2 separate regions of the Homo sapiens genome follow, and region 2 is linked to region 1. The links are chromatin loops, found by intact Hi-C in ENCODE. Cell type or tissue: breast epithelium. All regions are shown on one strand.

Evidence for each region. Hi-C counts contacts between places; a loop is a spot of excess contacts. Peaks named below come from ENCODE experiments on the same cell type or tissue, not always from the same donor. Only the 100,000 strongest peaks of a DNase experiment are listed, where the experiment ranks them.
Region 2: a loop joins it to region 1, with 7 times the contacts of the local background. A loop is called at or near these places in 2 of 110 quality-filtered maps.

The regions. Positions count from the first base shown.
Region 1 is chr19:53,878,467-53,880,966 of GRCh38, forward strand. No RefSeq gene overlaps it. Among named protein-coding and RNA genes, the nearest start is that of PRKCG, 2.5 kb to the right of the region's middle. In breast epithelium, no CTCF peak of the experiment used is centred here; a DNase peak (open chromatin) is centred at 1,055; H3K4me3 peaks cover 1,181 bases; H3K27ac peaks cover 367 bases.
Region 2 is chr19:54,477,559-54,480,058 of GRCh38, forward strand. No RefSeq gene overlaps it. Among named protein-coding and RNA genes, the nearest start is that of CDC42EP5, 5.5 kb to the left of the region's middle. In breast epithelium, a CTCF peak has its summit at 1,298 (motif pointing right); no DNase peak of the experiment used is centred here.

The sequences.
Region 1 (2,500 bases):
AAAATTAGCCGGGCGTGGTGGAGGGCACCTGTAGTTCCAGCTACTCATGAGGCTGAGGCAGGAGAATCGCTTGAACCTGGGAGGCGGAGGTTGTAGTGAGCCGAGATCGCGCCACACTGCACTCCAGCCTGGGAGACAGAGCGGGACTCCGTCTGAAAAAAAAAAAAAAAAAAAAAAAAAAAAAATATATATATATATATATATATATATATATATATATATATATTCCATGATCAGCCGGCGCGGAGGCTCACGCCTGTAGTCCCAACACTGGGAGGACAAGGCGGGAGGATCGCTTAAGCCCAGGAGTTCAAGACCAGCCTGGGCAACACAGCAAGACCTCGTCTCTATTTAAAAAAAAGTTTTAAAGAAAATTCGATGATCACAGAACCCGCTATCTGCATCTACATCCGCAAAAGCAATTGGGGAGAGATACCGCAAGGGAGGGAAGGGTTCCCCTGGAAGGGGAGAAGGAAAGGCCAGCTGGGGCACACACTGTCGTTGGATGAGGAAAGGCCTCCTTTTCATTTCTGCAGCGTCCACTCTTGAGCTCCAACCCACTCCATCGCTGTCTTCTTAAAGGACGCCTCGCCCACCCTTCTCTCCCATCCCATGCCTGAATCCCTTCTGGAAGGCATCCGAAAGAACAGCTATAGAACTCTGGGGTGATACGTTGGTTAACTCGGGAAAGAACTCAAGGACACTGGACTAGAACGTGGTGGGATTCCTAGGTCGGTTTCGGGGCCATCCCCGCCGCCTATCCTTCGCCCTAGGTCACCTGGAGGTGGCTGGAAGGCCAGTGGACTCCACATTTAGGGAGAGTGGTTACAAGAGGACTCGGATTCCCCCACCTTCCCTTCGGCTTTGGGAATCCCAGGAAACCCGCCCCGAACCCCTGAAAAGTCCCAGAGAAGGTAAGCTGGGCGTCCAGAGTCCCTCCCAGGCGCCGCCGCAGCGTCCCGCCCAGCCTCGCGGGGCACGCCGGGAGGCGGAGTTCTCGGTCGTGTCCCGAGAGTGGCTGGTCCGCAGGCTCGGACTACCAGTCCCAGAATGCACTGCGCCCGCAGCCCGGGGCGGGCCGTGGTTGCCCCTGGCAACAGAGAGGGTCTCCCGGGAGCGGGGACTGGGAAGCGCTCCCGAGCCGGGGAGGCGCAGAGCCCGACCAGAGAGAGGCGGGGACGCGGGTAGAGCGACCAAGAGGTGTGGAGGCCGGAAGAGACTGACCGCGCCGGCCCTTGGAGAGACCCCTTTCCTGAGAGGGGGCGCACAGAGAGGATGCCGAAGCCAGCGAGATCTAGAGAGAGGGAGACAGGGATTGAATCACAGAGACACTTAGAGGGAGGGAGAGACCTCAAAGACAGAGAGATTCACAGGGCCAGAGAGACACGTAGAGTGGGTCAGAGAAGAGGACAGAGGACAGAGACATAGAAAAGACAGGAGGGAGAGAGACTGAATCACAGAGACACAGGGAGAGAGGGAGAGACCTCAGAGATGGAGAGAGACTCACAGGGCCAGATAGACACATGGAGTGGGTCAGAGAAGGGGACAGAGAGAGAGACACAGAAAAGGGAAGAGGGAGAGAGACTGAATCACAGAGACACAGAGAGGGAAGTCTCTATCTAGAGACCCTCGACAGAGATTCCTAGAGCCAGAGACAGAGATTCAGAGAGCCAGAGACACAGAGAGATTCATAGAGACATATAGAGAGATTCAGAGAGCCTGAATCACAGAGATTCACAGAGCCAACGAGACAAACAGAGAGATTCATAGAGCCAGAGACACAGATTCGGAGAGTCAGAGAGACATAGAAAGATTCATAGAGCCAGAGACACAGAGATTCAGAGAGTCAGAGAGACATAGAGAGACATTCATAGAGCCAGAGACACAGAGAGATTCATAGACATATAGAGAGATTCAGAGAGCCTGAATCACAGAGATTCACAGAGCCAAAGAGACAAACAGAGAGATTCATAGAGCCAGAGACACAGAGGGATTCGGAGAGTCAGAGAGACATAGAAAGAGATTCATAGAGCCAGAGACACAGAGATTCATAGAGACATAGAGATTCATAGAGCCAGAGACACAGAGATTCAGAGAGTCAGAGAGACATAGAAAGACATTCATAGAGCCAGAGACACAGAGAGATTCAGAGTCAGAGAAACATAGAGATTCATAGAGCCAGAGACACAGAGAGATTCAGAGTCAGAGAGACATAGAGAGACATTCATAGAGCCGGAGACACAGAGAGATTCAGAGTCAGAGAGACATAGATTTATAGAGCCAGAGACACAGATTCAGGGAGTCAGAGAGACATAGAGAGACATTCATAGAGCCGGAGACACAGATTCAGAGTCAGAGAGACATAGACATTCATAGAGCCAGAGACACAGATTCAGAGAGTCAGAGAGATGAATAGATTCAGAGAGCCAGAGACACAGGGAGAGTGAATCACAGACACAGAGGGACGGGGAGATCCCCAGAAACAGAAAGAGATTCATAG
Region 2 (2,500 bases), 600 kb after region 1:
GCCAGTGCCCCTACATAATTATACACCAGTTCCTAGAATCTTTTTGTAATTATTCAGACTTTTATAGCAATCTAATCATCACTACCCGGCAATTTGTTTTCTTAAGTCTAGTGCTATTGAGGGGGTTCCAACGTTTCCCTTTTAAATGTTTCAGCCCCTCTTCTGAGTAGCAGGGACATGGATGGAACTTTGATCCTATCTTATCCTTAAAGAGCTTACAGGATATTGAGAGGAGAGGAGGGAAGTTGACATGGCACCACCCAGTGGAATGACATAGTCAGCACAGAGCTCAGTGGGAGCACAGAGGAAGAGCGCCAGGCCCATCATGTCCAGCTGCGTAGGTTGTGCACTGCACAACTCTGGGGTCATCATATCACAAACTGAGTGTGAAGAGCCTTGTGAGGCTTCCAGGACAGGTTTCTAGGGGTCACCAGATGCTGGTCTAGATCAGGATGGAGGAATCTTGACTCCTAGAAAGAGGTGGGCAGGGAATTGCTGAGGACGTTTGAAGTCTAATGGGCTGAGCCTTCCCTGTGGTGAGTGGCAGCTCAGCTTTCTAGAGGAAGTTTGGGAAGAAGAATCCTCAGTGAAGGGGTGTTCTACTTGGAGTGATTCGTGTTTCCTTCCAGCTCACTCAGGGTAGTCATGGCCTCTTCCCTTTCCCTGGCTCTCAGTCTGCATCCACCACACTGTTCCCCCTGCTGAACTTTGCACACTCCAGACCACTGGACCACTGCTGCACTTTCTCATTTATCCAGATCATTTTCACCTTCTAGTAAGCTGTGAATGTGCTTATTATGCCCAAGGGTTACTGTCTGTCTCCTTCTGCAAGAATATAGGCTCCTCGGCTGGGCGTTCTGGGTCAGGCCTGTCATCCCCAGCACTTTGGGAAGCCGAGGTGGGCAGATCACGAGGTCAGGAGATGGAGACAATCCTGGCTAATGCGATGAAACCCCATCTCTACTAAAAATACAAAAAATTAGCGGGGCGTGGTGATGCATGCCTGTAATCCCAGCTACTCGGGAGGCTGAGGCAGGAGAATCGCTTGAACCCAGGAGGCGGAGGTTGCAGTGAGCCGAGATCGCGCCACTGCACTCCAGCCTGGGAGACGAGCGAGACTCCATCTCAAAAAAAAAAAAAAAAGAATATAAGCTCCTCGATGGCAAGGATGTTTTGCATATTGATGGACCGCTAGAGCCTCAAACAGTGTCTGGCACACAGGACAGGACCAACAAATACTGAATGAGAAAAGTGAATGACAGATGGAAAAGAACAGAACTAAACAGGGAGTTTCTCCACTGGGACCACAAGAGGGCACTCAAGATACGTGTCAAACCCTTGAAGCCCCAAGGTGGGTGGTCTCTCTGCTCCTCAGCCTGGAGGACCAGGGACAGGTGACCTGGACCACGTCCTTTCTCCTCTGTGAGCCTCTATTTCCCCATGTGTAGCGTGGAGATGGAAATGCCTGAAATACGTTCTTGTGAGAAGCAAAAACCCAACAACGCATGCACGTGAATGTCTTCCAAGGGGTTGCACGTGTCCAAATTCATCTAATTGTGTACATTAAGTGAGAGGGTTTTTTAGTAGAACAATTATAGCTAAACAAAGCTGCTAAAATGTAAATAAAATAAAAAATAAAACTTGCATTGAACAACAACAGAGCCGTTAGGCTAGAGCAAGAAATCTGAAGGATGGCAATCCAGACCCCAATAAATCCACAAAGGGGTGTGTGTGTGTGTGTGTGTGTGTGTGTGTGTGTATGTATTTTTTTTTTTTTTTGAGACGGAGTTTCACTCTTGTTGCCCAGGCTGGAGTGCGATGGCGCGATCTCGGATAACCTCAACCTCTGCCTACTGGATTCAAGCAATTCTCCTACCTCAGGCTTCCGAGTAGCTGGGATTACAGGCATGTGCCATCACGCCTGGCTAATAGAAATATTAATTACATGAAGCAACCAGTGAGCACAATGCTATCCTGTGAAATTATTAAAACCTAAAACTAAATGGAAGCTCTGGTTGAAAAGTGCAATACATTCCTAGCAGGATGGGAGACATTCAGCAAAATCAATCATGTGTCTGTATACTAATGAACAATAATTTAAAAACGAAGTGAGGAGAGGAATTTTATTTACAAAGCCTCCAAAGTAATAAAATGAGTGGGAAGAAATTTAATAAAAGAAATAAAGGACGTGTATACTAAAAATTACAAAAGATGCTGAGAAGTTAAAGATCTAAATAAACGGAGAGGCTGAGCGTGGTGGCTCACGCCTGTAATCTCAGCATTTTGGGAGGCCAAGGCAGGCAGGTTACTTGAGATCAGGAGTTGGAGACCAGCCTGGCCTACATGGGGAAACTGGTCTCCACTAAAAAACAAACAAACAAAAATTAGCCAGGCATGGTGGTGCACACCTGTAATCCCAGCTACTCAGGAGGCTGAGGCAGGAGAATCGCTTGAACCTGGGAGGCACAGGTTGCAGTGAGCCGAGATCGTGCCACTGCAC